Regions from separate parts of the Mus musculus genome. Here region 2 is linked to region 1. A link is a loop called in an ENCODE intact Hi-C map of the cell type or tissue named here. Cell type or tissue: gastrocnemius. All regions are shown on one strand.

Region 1 (8,000 bases):
ACTACGGAGGGAGGGAGGGAGGGAGGTAATGTGAGAGCTGTGGTCCAAAGGGACAACGGTGTAAAGAGCAGAGGAAAAGAGGCAAAGCTGAGTCCGTTTGCCCATCCCTTGAGATGAGTCTTGAGCGGAAAAGAATTACAGGGTACTACAGTTACTGACCCTTGGGCAGCTATATAGACACTGACCTCTTGTGTCAGGAGGAACTAATTGCAGGAAAAATTGTTTCCATGGGCATGAAAGGCTTCTAACCCTACACAGGTGTTTAGAAAAAAGCAGGTGCACAGGGAAGGATGTTACCCAGATAGGAGGTAAAACCATGCGCAGGAATTGATTATGGATCTAGCCTGTCACACCCCCACCCTCCCCAGTAATTTACAGAGTATCCTTTATTATAAGGAGGGACTCAACTGCTCCTGCTTCTATATTTTCCCGGCATTATCAGAGGAGAGGGGTGGCCCGTTCCAGACCCTGCATGGTGCTCACCAGACAGTCTTGGAGAAGGCCTCGATGAGGTCTGAGTGGAAGAGGCGAATGGGCCTGGCCACTGGTTGGTGAACCCACTCATCATACTTCTCCCCCAAGTGGCCCACCTGCCACAGCAGAGGTTTCTGCCAGTCCACCAGGTCCTGTGAGAGACAAATCGAAAACATGGGATTCTGATATCCGTTTTCCACGTCTTAGTTATAGCATGCTGTTCCTTAGCACCATCTCAGCTTGTGTGGTCTGTGTGGAGCCGCTGCCCCAGTGGTGGCTTTCGGAGAGGAAACTCCATGCCTAACCATACTGCCCCAGATCAGACCAAGCAAGCTCAGGCCAAGAGCCATCAGATGCCTGGTTCTCCCACTGGAGTTGCTAGGTTGGTAGGGTGAGTCTGGAGTTGCCATCAGAGCTCAGCTAATGACTCAGACAGTGTCAAGTATGGCTGAACCAAGAGTTAGATAGGCTGACACCTGGCAACGATGTCTAAGAGCCCATGCTGGACTCCATACATATAAAAACCCATTATATTCTGCATTGCTAGGGCCCACATCATAAATGAATGAGGCCCCTTTCCCTCCAGAGCTGACTTTCTTCTTGATGTTGCCCCGGATAACTCACTCATCCATTCACTGAAGTAGTCACTCCATCAGTTGCTTAACCCTTGATTTTTGTGAGTATACATATGCGTGTGCTAGGCTCACACTCCACATGTATGTAAAAGACCACCTTTGTTTCACACAGCGTGGTGCTTAGCATGGAGACGCTGGAGTCCACCCTGGGTTCAAATCCTGGCTCTACCACTCAGTGTGTGACTCTGACAAAATACTATGAACTTTCTGGAACCCAGTTCCTTCAGCTATAAAAAAAACAGAATGATAACAGCGCCAGTGGAAGGTCTTCAGCAGGATGGAGCATATTAAGCCAGACATTTTAGTGCTGATTCAAAGAAGCCACAATTCAGAGGTAAGAGGACTAGCACAAATGCCCATATTTAGGGTAAGCAAGGGAGACTTGGAACCTGATCTGGGATTTGTTCGTAACATGTAAGACTTGGCTAGGTGGGGAGGGTAACGGCAGAGAGCATGGGGGTATAGATCTGGAGCTGAGAATAACTGTGGTCCAAGTCATAGAGCGGTTTCTTGACACTGCTCTGTGGATTACAGAAAGAAACCTGCTGCAGGCTTAGCAGGACACTCCATTCAGGTCTAGGACCTGGCGTCTTGTCTATCCTACCAACTGTTCCCCAGACACACACAATACACATCTCAGCAGCACTCACACGCTCACTCCCAGGGAAAAGATCAGAGACCCTATTTATTTTTCAAATTTAAAGATTTATTTTTATGCATATTTCTCTCTCTCACACACACACAGACACACACAAAGAGAGAGAGAGAAGAGGAGAGGAGGAGGAGGAGGAGGAGGAGAGAGAGAGAGAGAGAGAGAGAGAGAGAGAGAGAGAGAGAGAGAGCGCCACAGTGGTCCAGGAAACCAGCCTGCTCATCCCTTCACAGGCCTCCTTGCCAAAGCTGGCTCAGCCCCAGCAGGTCTCCCAGGAACTGGCCCTTGCTTGCTGCCAGCCTCTCTGAAATTCTACTGTTGCCACCAGAGCGGGTGGGATCTGGAACAGGCAGGTGAGGCCACCAGTCACTCTTATGTTTGTGACCAGGGCAAGAGGTGCAAACCTCACTCGGTTGCTGCTCTCCTCCTGACCGTCTCTGTAACATCATACCTTAGCCCAGTGATACAGTGAGCTCATGACTTCTCTGTCTATCTGGGGTCTCCAAGTATGCACACATGCACACTTTATACCAGGAAAAAAAACTGGGAGGAACTTTCTAGTAGACCATGCATATACCTTATCTTGCAGTGGTCTGCTGAGCCTTGCCCTAGAAGGGCCTGCGCAAGGTCACATGAGAGCTTGGTTTTGCCCCAACCTCAATACTCACTGAGCATGTATTATGTCAACCATGACAGTAAGAACTTTACATGGCTTAAGGCATTCACCCATTTCTCCACATTCCCGGCTGCACAGGTAACTACAATTACTGTCATCTGCAGGTGTGACACTGATCTGGTAAGGTTGCCCTGGTATATCTTCTTGTTGAATTGCCCTTTTACTTTGGAGTGGGGGGGGGATAGTCACCTGGGTCCCCTATAGTGTTCCTCACCCTGAAGTCCTTAGGGTTTAACACTCGTGGAGCAACCTCTGAGTCATCTCTCCATCCCAAATTGGTTCAGGTTTATGCTTTCTTGTGGTTTCCCGTCTCCTCTGTCCTTTCCTTCTTATTTGCCATAATTTTGTTTTACTTTTAAGAAATTTTATACATATCTATACTGTATGTGTGTATACACATGTGTGTGGGTGCATGCATGCCACAGTGGATTTATAGAGGTCAGAGGACAACTTCCTTCCACCATGTGGATTCCCAGGGGCTGAACCTAGATTACCAAGTTCGATTGTCAGCAGGAACCTTTACCTTATAAGCCATCTTACCCTTCCTGCATTAACTATTTAAAGACACACTACATCAACACCTCCATTGATTCTTAGTGGTGTCTCTGAATTCTTCCTTCTACTTGTTGTCTTAAGAGTGATACCTGCATCTTTTGTTTTACACCTGTCTCAGATGAGAGCCCTGGGTCTTCTATGTACCTCCTGACACCCGCACGCCTAAGTTTCATTTGTGCATTTAATTTAGCCTTAGATATTTTAAGAAAACAGCTTTTGAGGGTCAGTGAGATGGCTCAGTGGGTTCAGGCACTGAGGAGCTGAGTTCAATCCCTGGGACCAACATGGTAGAAGGAGAGGAATGACTCTCCCAACTTGTCTTTTGACCAAGTCCTGTGGCACACATATACACCCCAATAAATGCATGTATTTAAAAAAACAAACACTGGGCTGGAGAGATGGCTCAGCAGTTAAGAGCTCTGGCTGTTCTTCCAGAGGTCCTGAGTTCAGTTCCCAGCAACCACATGGTGGCTCACAACCATTTGTAATGAGATCTGGCGCCCTCTTCTGACATGCAGGTGTATGTGCAGGCAGAACACTGTATCCATAATAAATAAATCTTTAAAAACTTATAGTTATTATTCAGAGGTGTGGCCAGGTGGGCCTCTTCTCTCTACCCAGCAAAGGTTTGAGCAGTTTTTTGTTTGGTTTTTGTGTTTTTTGAGACAGGGTTTCTCTGTGTGGTGGTGGTCTGCCCTTTGATGTCCTGCTGCCATTTGGCCTAGCTAGGTAGACCAGCAGGCCCAGACACCTTCTACATACAGCAGGTTGCTGTCTACAGTCAGTGCCAAGGCTGCCTGTGATCTGCCCATTTCTTTACCCCTCACTGCTGAGGTAGTCTTCCTTGGTGGCCAGGAAGGGTCACTTGACTCTGGGGGCTGAAGGCCTTGCCTTAACCCCATAAACATCCCTCTCATTAGTAAGGGCCAACAGCAATCATTTTACAATAGAGGCTTTGTCCCGTTATTCCAGGGGTATAAAGTGGCACATCCATACAGGCACACAAGTGCAAGCCTTTCTTCTATGCGTAGAGTAACTGTATTGAGGCTCAGAAGGCCAGCTCTTGAAATGCCGGGTTGGTTGACTCTATAGTGAAAACCTCCTTATCTCCTCCCATAGCTTGTTCATTTGATATTTGTTTGTTTTTTAAAAAAGATTTATTTATTTATCTTATGTATATAAGGACACTATAGCTGTCTTCAGACACACCAGAAAAGGGCATTGGATCCCATTACAGGTGGTTGTGAGCCACCATGTGGTTGGTGGGAATTGAACTCAGGACCTCTGGAAGAGCAGTCAGTGCTCTTAACCACTGAGTCATCTCCCCCTGCCTCCCGTTTGATTTTGTTTTTTTTTTGTTTTTTTTTTTTTAAGAATTACATTTCATTTACTTGTGTGTGTGCGCATGCATGTGTACAAGCTCTTATGAGAGTGTGTCACAGGGCACTAGCAGGTCAAAGACAGTCTCCAGGAGGGTGGGTTTCTCCCTACACGACATTGGTCCTAGAGACTGAACTCACGTTGCCAGGCTTGGCACCAAATGCCTTCATTGGCTGAGCTGACTCACAGGCTCCTGGCCGTGTATTCTGAGACAGGATCTTGTTATGTACAGAGCCCTGGGCGACCTGGATTTCTCTATGTAGACAATGCTGTCCTCAAATTTGAGAGTTTTCCTGCCTCTGCCTCTTAAATGATGAAATTACAGGCATGTGCTACTGTGTCAGTTTGTAGCATCCTCAAAACAGTTTCCCAGGAGCTAAGCCCTTCACCTGGTGCTAGGTCTTCCCTTCACCAGGTGCAAGATCCTCCCTCCACCTGCTGCTAGCCCCTCCCTCCACCTGCTGCTAGCCCCTCCCTCCACCTGCTGCTAGCCCCTCCCTTTGCCCAGTGCTAGGCCCTGGTTTAACTGCTATGTGCATACTGTCTTTTTCCCAGCTTCTAGTCCTCCTTACTGAAGGACAGCATCTTCCCTTGGGCTAGTTCTCCCACTCCATGCTGCCTAAGGCTCTGGGAACAGAGGGAAGACACTGTAAAGGTCTAAGGCCACAGTAGGAGGTTGTGGGGGGCAGGGAGGAAGGAGGGAAAAATAGGACACAGGTCATGCCTCCAGCTTCCAGGCATCTGGAGACTTCCGTGGCTCCCTCACTTTGAGCCTGTGGGACCTGGTATGCATAACAGGCAAGTCTAGTGCTCAGTGCAGGGCTGTGTGGATGAAAATGAGGATATGCTCAGAAACTACTCTGGAATGGGTAGGTCACTGGGCTCGGGGTCTTCTTCGGTGGTTTATAGACCTGAGCAACAGGACGGGCCTAGGATGCAGAGGCGAGTCAGTGAGCGTCCAGGCCAAGCATTTGTGTACCCCATGCCCTTCCCCCAACATGGCTCTGCCCCTGCCCAGCCAGGAAGGGGGAGGCTGCTCCTGGCTATGCCAGGAATGCAGCAGGAGGAAAGGGCAGCCTGCTACCCAGAGAGTGGGCAGAGGGGGCCTGCTGCCAGGGTGAGGTGGGGCTGCCTCTGCTTTCCCTCTCATTCCCTAGATTCCCTTCCTCCTGGGCAGCACAGGACACTCCTCCAGGGCTGCCTCAACCTACCAGCAAGTGCTTTAGGGTCTGCTTCTCCCCGGGGGGAGCAAGAGCAAGAGATGACAGCTGCCTGGTGCCAGTAGCTCCTCCCACTGCCCTGAGCTCAAGCAATTGTTTAAGGAAAAGTCCAGGGAACCCCAGAGCATCGACTCTAGGGCATCCTTCTGAGACAGGGAGGCAGAGGAAGCAACAAACCAGTCAGGAGAGACTCCTGGGGACAGAAAGCGCCCTAGGAGTCCTGGCTACCTTTTCTACCATCCTAGTGATAAGCCATCCTGGGGGTCTCCCTGCATACTCATTATCTATCATAAGCCTCAATCTACAGATGGCTGGGGACTGTGATAACCTCACATTACAGGTGAGAATATTGAAGGCTGGCTGCTTAGCACAGATGCTAGGGTTGGACCTGACCCTGAGCACGGAGCTCAGAGCCTGAGCTCTTGGCACCTGGAGACCTAGACCACCAATCAGTGAAATCAGGGGCTCTCAGCTGTGAATTCCCTAGCACAGAGCCGTGGGGATTCTGCAGCAGTGTCTAGTGTTAGCTGCAGCGTTAGGCCAGTTGTTCTGCCAGGCTGTGGTTCTGCCAGGAGTGGTGCAGGCCTCTCCTGAGCAGGAGAGGAGGGACAAACTCAAGACCACCGGGGTAGCTCTGGATCACCTGACTTCTCCCCGGGTGCTCTGTGTCTCTCCACTCAGGATACATGAAGTCTGGGGAGTTGGCAGAGTACCCAGAAGAGAGCCAAGCTAGAGCTCACAGTCTGTTTTGTTTTTTTTTTTAAATCATTTCATAGGTGTGGGTTTGCCATGGTCCTTGTTGACTTATGTTAGACCCTCCAAAGAACAGAGCCCATCTGGACAACATCAGCACTTTGGCAGCTCTGTAGACCCTAGGAAATCCTGATATTAACGGTTATGTATATGGTATTGAGGTCAGGGGAGGAACTTGGAGGCACTGACTGCTGCACTGTCTAGGTTGTATGCAGAAAGATGCTCATGTGTGCTTGTATGTGTCGGTGCATGCACATGTGTATGAGCAGAAATGCATACATGTGTGGAAGCCAGAGGTAGACCTTAGGTGTCTTCATATTATTCATTCATTCATTTATTTACTTATTTCTTCTGAGACAGTCTCTCACTGAACTTGGAGTTCACTGATTGGCTAGACTGGCTTTGCTCATAAGGACTGGCCTGTCTACTTCTCTCCAGTGCCGAGATTACAGAGGCACAGGTGTCGGTGCTGGGACTTGAACTCAGGTCTTCATGCTTGTATGGTTTAGCTATCTCCCCAGATGGACCGATGCATTTTGATTGGTGATACACCTGTCTCTTCAGGGCAAAGGGTAGCCTATGTACACTGACAGCCTCGCCAAGATGAAGGAAGCTGATGCTGCTGGAATCTGGCTTAACTTGAGGCGGGATAAGGAGGAATATGTGGCACTTTGTAGATACCTCCAGAAGCTGTTTGGCTTTCTCCTTCCCTTCTGTAATCCCCTCTCCCAATTACAGGGTTTGGGGAGACTCGCTTTGGGCCAGAGGAGAGGTAAAGGGATTTCAAGAGACATGCCACGCACTACAGAGAAATGGGCTCACTAGGTATGGCCAGCCAGGCGATCAACCCGTGCTAAGCTGCTGTCTGGGTTGCTCACCTGTGGCTAATCTGTGATTAACACACCAGCAAGGGTGCTTAGCTGCTGGCCAGGTAACAGTGGCAGGAGACTTTGGCTCTACTTCACACGACATATGCTTTGGTTTCTGGCGTTTGATTTGTTTGCTTGTTATTTGGTTGGCTGGTTTTGTTTAGTTTGTTTGGTTTTGCCGTGGTTTCTCTGTGTAGCCTTGGCCTTTTGGGAATTCATTTTGTAGACCAGGCTGGCCTTGAACTCCCAGATCTAACTCCTTCTGCCTCCCAAGTGTTGGAATTAAAGACACGTCTGTCACCACTCCTGGATGGCTCCTGACATTGTTAACAAGTTAAAGTTAGCAAGTTAAATTACAGATGATCTCGTGGAAAACGCTTGGCTCAAGTACACACGCAGCAGCAAAACTGTTAATTCAGTCGGGCATGATGGCACACACCTTTACTCTGAGTACTCGGGGAGGCAGAGGCAGCAGCAGGTGGAGCTCTGTGACTTTAGCCTGGGCTACATAGAAAGCTCTGGGCCAGCCAAGGGTAGTGGCTAGTAGTGATAGTAGTAGTGATAGTGTGTCTTAAAAAGAAAGACAGCCACCCCAAGCTGTGCTAATCTGATAGGCATCAGTTGTCTAGGGGTTCCTGGGGGGGATGCTTCAGCAGACCCCTTAATTCCCATCTTCTCTACCTTTTTCCTGGGAGGCTGGCACCCCATTGCCTTCCAATATGTAATGGGAACAGAAGGCTAGCCAGGGAGGGCTCTGAAAAGAACACAGTAAGTGGCCTAAAGAGG
Region 2 (8,000 bases), 64 kb after region 1:
GGACGTCAGTTACACGTTGTGGCACCCATATGTGTGGTGTGTGTCCCCACACACACGCACACAGATACGTACACACACATACACCACATATGTGTGCACACAAACATACACATACACACATGCATGCACACACACACACACACATAAATGCACATGCACACACACATGCATGTACACACGTATACACACACTGTCTTTCCCCCTCTTTCTTAGTATTAGTTGACTCTGCTTTAAAAGAAAAAAACAGAGTGGGGGGAGAGAGAGAGAGAGAGAGAGAGAGAGAGAGAGAGAGAGAAAACAAACCCAACAAATCACAAGTGGAATAACCAGAAGTTAACTCACAACAAGACAGATAATCAAGCTGTTGAAAGAGTGGCGATCTCATCAGTAAAGAATAGCCACTCTCAAGGACATCTTTGTAAGGCAAACAGCTGATTTCCTACCAGAAGCCATGGGGCCAGAAAGACAGTGTAACAGCAAATTCAAGGGGCGGAGTGAAAAGTATGGTCAACCAAGAGTTCCAAATCTGTCAAAAATTTCTACGACTCACAGTAGCTAAGTTAGGAAACCAGCATAAAGACTTGTACAATGGATAAATAGAGAAAGAAACACAGACACAGACACAGACACACACACACACACACACACACACACACACACACACACACACACGAGTATTTTTCAGCCATAATGAGGAACAAAATCTTGCCATTTGTAGGAAAATGGATGAAGCTAAAAATGCACTAATAAAAGGAGCCAGTGTCAGAAAGGAAAGTGTGTAGTGTTTTCTCTCATATGTGAAACTGTCAAGGGAATGGGGGAGGTGTCAGGGACCACAAAGGTAGGATAAAGACCACTAGAGAGGGGGACTTGGAGGAGAGGAAGGTAATAGTAGTGAGGATATGATTAAAGTATGCTTTGGGGAGCTGGAGAGAGGCACTGAGTTCAATTCCCAGCAACCCCATGGTGGCTCACAACCATCTGTAATGGGATCTTCTGGTGTGTCTGAAGACAGTGACAGTGCCTTCATATACATAAAGTATATGTTTCATATACATAAAGTAAATTAATAGTTCTTTTTTTTAAAAAAAGTAAAGTTTTAATTTTTAATTTTGTTATGTTTCTACGTGTGTGTGTGTGTGGTTCCTGTGTGTACTTGTCAGCATACACACACACATGCACATATGTGTGTATAGGGGTTCCTTTGTGTGTGTGTTTTCCCATGTGTGCTTGTAAGCACACACATACACATGTGGAGGCCATGTTTCAGGAGTCAGCTCTCTCCTGTACAACACATAGATTCTAGGGATAGAATTTAGTTCAGAAGGCTTAGCGGTCAGTGCCGTAAGAGTGTTAATATATTTTTAGGAAAATGTTGAAATGAAATTCATTATTCAGTATAGTTACTATGTACTAATAATAAACACTGGAAAAGGAAATTAGATTAGACAGGGGGCTGAGGAAGAAAGATCTTAAGTTCAAGGCCAGTCTAGGTTGTTATGTGGCAAGTTATCATTTCAGCCAGGGATGCATAGCAGGTTTCTGTTTCAGAATAAAAAAAAGAAAGAGAGAGAGAAAGGGAAATGGAAGGGAAGGGAAGGAGGGAAGGAGGAAGAAGAGAAGAGAAGAGAAGAGAAGAGAAGAGAAGAGAAGAGAAGAGAAGAGAAGAGAAGAGAAGAGAAGAGAAGAGAAGGAAGAGAGGGGAGGGAAGGGGAGGGGAGGAGAGGGGAGGGGAGGGGAGGGGAGGGGAGAGGAGGGAGGGAGAGGAGGGCAGAGGAAGGAGGGGAGGAGAAAGAAGACCAAGAATTCAGCTGAGTGATGGAGTGTTTGCTTAGCATGGGTGATATCGTAGCTTCATTCCTACATTCAAAAAGCAGAAGAAAAAGAAAAAGAAATGTGACATTCTTAAAGAGAACAAAACTGGAGCACCATTGCAAGCAAGCTGACCGCCACACGAACCACAGCCAGTGCTTTGACCTGGGATGAAAATAGTCTAGATTGTAACTTGAATCTTCATAAAGAGACAGAGAGCATTTACAAAAAAGCAAGCATCTTGTATGTTAGCATACAAGACAGGTGTGGTGGTTATTTGGTAACTCTCTGTTATGTCTCATATGATTTAAAAGACAGCTAGATAATAAAAAGTCAATGCGGATGTGCCAGGAAAGCGGGCAGATACGATCTATGAATAAGAGCAGAGAGGAAGGTGGCAAGAGTCGGGTGATGTAGGAGAAAGTTCCTTCCCAACCCCGAGATTGGCCTGCAGTAATCAGACCTCAATCTCGTAAGACCTTGTTTGTAATAATTCTCCTGACAATCTCTGAGACAACTAATACATACAGTCACGATGACAGAGGGATTAAAAAGGACACCTTAGAAAATGTTTACCTAAACAGAGATGAAGCCATCAATGGAGGGAGCTGTGTTTGAAAAAGAGTAAACTGGGGGACACTTGGGGCAGACGGTGGTGCAACCTGAGAAGATGAAATGGGAGCCCATGGGCAGAGACCTAATGCTTACACAAAGCCTTGCAAGCTGTTGCAGATAGTTCAGAATCTAGTCCAAGGGCACAAAGGATGTTCTCTGTCTGCCTCTGCCTCTGCCTCTGCCTCTGCCTCTGCCTCTGCCTCTCTCTCTCTCTCTCTCTCTCTCTCTCTCTCTCTCTCTCTCTCTCTCTCTCTCTCTCTCTCTGTGTGTGTGTGTGTGTGTGTGTGTGTGTGTGTGTGTGTGTGTGTGCATGCCAGGAAAGCAGGCAGATACCATCTGTGAGTAAGAGCAAAAAGGAAGGTGGAAGAGGGTTATGTAGGAGAAAGTTCATCCCCAAACCTGAGATTGGCCTGCAGTAATCAGACCTCAATGTCTGTCTGACGTCTGTCTATCTTTATCTCTCCCTTTGAGATAGAGTCCCAAGTATCCCTGGCCTGGAACTCACAGAGATTCACTTTGCCTCTGCTTCTCAAGTGCTGGAATTAAAAGCAGGTGCCACGACTCCTGGTCCAAAAGGACTGGAGATCACCTAAGGTTCTTGAACCACCCAGAAGGAATCTGGTTGTAAAGGGCTTTCCTACTGTGTTCAGAGCAGAATATCCACTTGGAAGGCTAACCACAGTTGCATGTGATAGTGTTGAGTCTGCAAGGCTTAATTTTATAAAATGCTTCCTGTCGACAACGTGGACCAACTTGGATCCTCTCCTGATTTCATAAAAGATGAAGCTACTTAAATTCTTGGCTCCCATCAACACTCCCACTGCAGGGCAAGTTCTTACAAGCATATTGCCCTGCAAGCTGGATGAGTGGAGTCCTGGAGGCCATAGGGTCACCATGCTTGAAGTAGCTGTGAAAAGAGACCCCTAGAGGTGTTGGAAGGAAGCTCCAAAAGACAGATGAAGGCCCAGACTTATGTTGCTTTCAGCTCCCAAGTACTGAGATTATGGGCGGGCATCACCACCCCCAGGGGAGGTCATCCTCCCACTCAGGCTGTGAGGCTTGGTAGCCAGCACCTTTACCTCTGGGCTATCTCACTGGCCAAATGTTTCTTTTTCTAAAGTGTACTTCTTAGAGGTGTACATTTGTTGTGCATAACTTTCCCAAGAGGGTTTTCGTGTAAATGTAGAATAAGCTTTAACCTCATTCCCTATTCTTCCCTCCCTTCCTCTCCTGATTTTTTTCTTTCTTCCTTGAGACTAGGTTGGGCAGGAACTGATTCCTGTAGGTTGCCCTCTGGCCTCCGTGTATGTGCCCTGGCTTGAGCACACACGCACACACACACACACACACACATGCACACACACACACACAAATGTAATTAAATTTTTTTTTTTAATCCATCAAAACAGGTAGAGCCTAACAAAGTGACTACTTTGAATTATCCCTATGGAAGCCTTTTGCTTCCACATTGAGAATGGTGTCAGGGTTTGTCTTTAACTACACAGGATTACGTATTCCCATTTATGGTTTTGTACAGTAGACTGACTCACATTTTTTTTGTACTTAGATCAACTTGTTGACTTCCAAAAGTGCTTGACTGTACCATAGAGAGAACCATAATCGCTGGCAAGATGGCTCAGTGGGGAAAGGGGCTTGTGGACAAGCCTGAGCCATGAGGTCAGTTCCTGGACACCACATGGAGAAAGGAGAAAACTCATTTTAAGTTGCAACCTCCACATACTACTCTTCCCACAATGAAGGGACAGGCAGGGAGAGACAGATAGGGCCGGGGAGAATCATAGAAAAATGGATTACGTAATAAGGCATTATTTGACTCACAAGAAAGAACACTGTTTCTCTTGAGGAGCTACAACAACACCCACCTTCCACAGTGAAACCCACCTTCCCAATACCACTATGCCCAACTTAGACACCTTTTAAAAAAAGATTTATTTATTTTATGTGAGTACACTGTCTCTCTCTTCAGACACACCAGAAGAGGGCAACTGAATCCCATTGCAGATGGTTGTGAGCCACTATATGGTTGCTGGGAATTGAACTCACCACCTCTGGAAAAGTAATCAGTGCTCTTAACCACTGAGCCATTTCTCCAGCCCCTTTGATATCTTCTTAACACAATCACATCTGTAACATTTCTTTTTCCATATAAAGTTACACAGCCACTGATTTATAGACCTAGGATGTGGAGACTCTGTGACCGTCCTGTAGGTGCTTGGACAGATAGGGTGGAAAACAGATAGGGTGGGCTGCTTTCCAAGGTCTCCGCTGTGGGGCAAACTCAGTGCACACTGGCAAGATTCCACCTGCCCCGAGCAGCTTGCCGGAGCCCTGGGGATTTGGCTGGCCTTGAATCATGGACTCCTGTTCTTGCTTTCTGCTGATCTGTAAGCAACGCGATTGCTTCACTTAACTTATAGCATGTCTTGCTTCAGCCGGCTTGGGCAAGAAGTAAGATTACAGTGCTGGACGCAATGAGATGAAGTGGCAACCGGGGCCTCCTGAGTTTGCTCCACGAGGGAGTAAGATGACGCCCATTACAGCGAGATTTTATATCCCAAGCCACTTGTAAGGATGGGTAGGAAACAGAACGCAAACCCGGATGTGGTGCTGCACGCTTGTGTTCCCAGGAGGCGTAGGATCAGCCTCTCCCACAGAGGACCTGCTTCAAAAAACAAAGAACAATAATGTTATCCCTTTTTTCCAGCATTCCGGGATCCGTATCCTCAGCAATGATCCCGGACCCAGGGAGGCAACTGCACAGATGAACACACAGCAGTTACGACAGCATGCGCGAAATCTGTGCCAGGCTCAAGTCGTACCCAATCCTGTCACAGAGAGAAGTGGGCATGAAGTCTCACCTCTAGGCAAGGACTGATTGGCAATTTGTCATGGCTGGGAGAGAGAGAGAGAGAGAGAGAGAGAGAGAGAGAGAGAGAGAGAGAGAGAGAGATTTCTCTAACAGTGTAGCCCCTGAGAAGATCACCATACTCCAGTGGAAGGCCATACAGTATTTGGGCTGCACAAATTGAACTCTATTGGTTTAAAAAAACAAAAGGACACAAAATTGGGTTGGGAGGTGGCCCTGGGAGGAATTGGGGGAGAGGTGATTGTGACCAAAACACATCATATGAAATTATCAAACAACCGAGTTGCACAAACACTGTTCAAAACGGCTAAGGTGTTTCCTGCTTCGCTGCCGGCCCATGGGTGGCAGGTTTTACTTAGTAAGGATATTTTTTATTGCAAAGAACTTTACAGTCTCCATAGTATGTTAAGTCAAGAAAATAAATAAAGTTCGTGTGGGAAGAGGAAGCTGTTAGTATTGGAACAATAAATAAAAGCCTTTTTTTAAAAAAAATGCCCATGTGAAGATATTAACTAATGCCCTAAGCTGGAATATCACTGTGTAGAATCAACCATGCATTTTGTTTTCAAACCATATTTTAAAACTCTTAAGCTACTGTCAAGAAGTCGTGTATAAGCCGATTCCATGAGATCCGGCATGCTTTTATCTCAGGTGTTGTAGAAATTCCACAAGGCTCAGCTAACACTAGTAATGGGCCAAGAGTCACTAGCAATGAAATTGAGTTGCTCAGTAGCATAGTGAACAGATCAGGTTTCCTTAAACAACCCCTTTGCCTGAAAGCCCAAGACTCCCTCTAACACATCAGTGGCCACCGGCATTTCAATGACTTGCCAACCCTGTGTGTGAAGGGTCTGATAATGAACTTGTTACATCACAACCTCTTTGTAAAGAAGTGCACTGCTGTCCCAATTGTCTCTCACCTATACAAATGAAGAAATGGAGAAAACAGATAGATCAAGAGCCTATGAGACGACTGCAACCAAAGCATGGCCACGGTCAAAAGGCCAAGTCTTAAAGCTGCCCACTGTTGACCTACTAAGAAAGTGGTAACAGGGAGAAACAAAAACAAAACAAAACTGGCCTTTCAGCTGAAACCCTATTGAGAGAAATCACTTTCATGTTGTTGTTGTTGTTGTTGGCTCTTTCTTTACCTTAAAAATATCCATAAAGATGAGACGGTAAACATATGAAATAGCTCAGGAGCTAGAGCCTCCAAGCCTGATGACCTATGCCCTATGTCTAATCCACAGAACCGACGTGGTAGAACAGAACCAACTCCCACCGGTTTTCCTATGGCATCCACATGCGTGCCCTTCCCTCCATGATAAAATATTTAAATTTTTTTTAAGATGAGAAACTAAACTAGGAGACACGCCTCACCTTTTGCTAGCTAGGTAATTAATTAACTACTTGAGATAGGAGTCTCAAGTAGCCCAGGATACCCTTAAATTTACTATATAGCCAAAAGATGCCACTGGTTCTGAGTCTGCTCCTCTACCTCACAAGGTGTGAGGTGACAAGTACGTGCCACAGCCCCTGGTTTATGTGGTGCTAGGACTCAAACCTGGGCAACATTCCTGCTAGGCAAACAAATCTTCTAACAACTGCACTGTATCCCAAGCCTGGATTTTTTTTTGTTGTTGTTATTGTTGTTTCTAAGTTAGAATATTTACAATCAACTGTGGAATGGGGGCTAGTTAAACATAAAGAAAATGCAGACGTCAAGGGAGGAAATTCTCAGAGGAACAGGCAACTGTGGGTTGCTTGTGTGAGTGGAGTGGCGAGTCTTCTAGATTGTTAATCCCCACCCTCGTGGTCCTACTACACAGTTCCATGTCTCTTCAGATACGTAGGTCCCAGTCAGTAGTCAGGATGGATGGGTCAGGCCTCAGAAGGTGAGAGGCAGGGTAGAACATACAGAATTCTTCCATGTACCCTGGGGGGGGGGTGGCATGGGGCAGAAGGGCTCTTCAGCTAATCCGCTCAGTGACACTGGAGAGTCTGACCATGAATTAAATTCATTCTGTAAAGGACTAATCTGCTTCTGACTATGTAGCACCTTGAAAAGAAAAAAAAAATCAAAAGGATCACTCCTAAAAGAGTACAGAACTCAGCCATGTGGTGTTGGCTCGTGCCTCTAATCCTAGCATTTGGGAGGCTAAGCAGGAGGATGGTGAGTTCAGGGCTAGCCTGGACTACTTAGCAATGACTTGACTTTAAAATAAAATGCAAAATGAGTCACTTGCAGGGATCAGGGAAGCTGGCAGGAATTAAAGTAGGCACAGGGAGAGTTGCTGAATTCTATATATGGAAATCAGAAGGAAGATATTGGTACAGATAGCGTTTGGGTGAGGATGAGAACACATTAGTCTCTGGATTGAGAAGTTAATTCTATTAGGAAGCTGTGGCTTTGACAGTCAGACACTGAGAGTGGCTTGTACTGGTTCACCCGCAGCTTGACAGACTCAGGTTCCCATGGGCTGGCTGTCTCTGGCCAGCCTCCTGGATTTCACACACAGTAGCAAGTTTGAGACATTTATCCAGCTTAAAAGGGCACAGCCAGCAAGTAGGTGACATGAAGAAAGAATGCTTTGAAAGAGTGTGTGCCATGGAATCCGTTCCTTCCTGCTTGGTTTGCTCTTTCTGCTTGTTGTGGCATTCCAGGAGGTCTGACAACCCCCAGGAT

The links. Peaks named below come from ENCODE experiments on the same cell type or tissue, not always from the same donor. Only the 100,000 strongest peaks of a DNase experiment are listed, where the experiment ranks them.
Region 2: it touches region 1 in a loop (2.0-fold over the local background); 2 of 42 quality-filtered maps call a loop at or near these places.

Annotation. Positions count from the first base shown.
Region 1 is chr8:111,355,595-111,363,594 of GRCm38, forward strand. It overlaps Fa2h (fatty acid 2-hydroxylase), which reads right to left. Exons shown (of 7, transcript NM_178086.3): 3 at 484-626. Among named protein-coding and RNA genes, the nearest start is that of Mlkl, 21 kb to the left of the region's middle. In gastrocnemius, a CTCF peak has its summit at 3,506 (motif pointing left); DNase peaks (open chromatin) are centred at 1,697, 2,022, 4,536, 4,853 and 1 more place; H3K27ac peaks cover 418 bases.
Region 2 is chr8:111,419,599-111,427,598 of GRCm38, forward strand. No RefSeq gene overlaps it. Among named protein-coding and RNA genes, the nearest start is that of Gm24793, 4.9 kb to the left of the region's middle. In gastrocnemius, no CTCF peak of the experiment used is centred here; DNase peaks (open chromatin) are centred at 3,341, 4,749 and 5,254.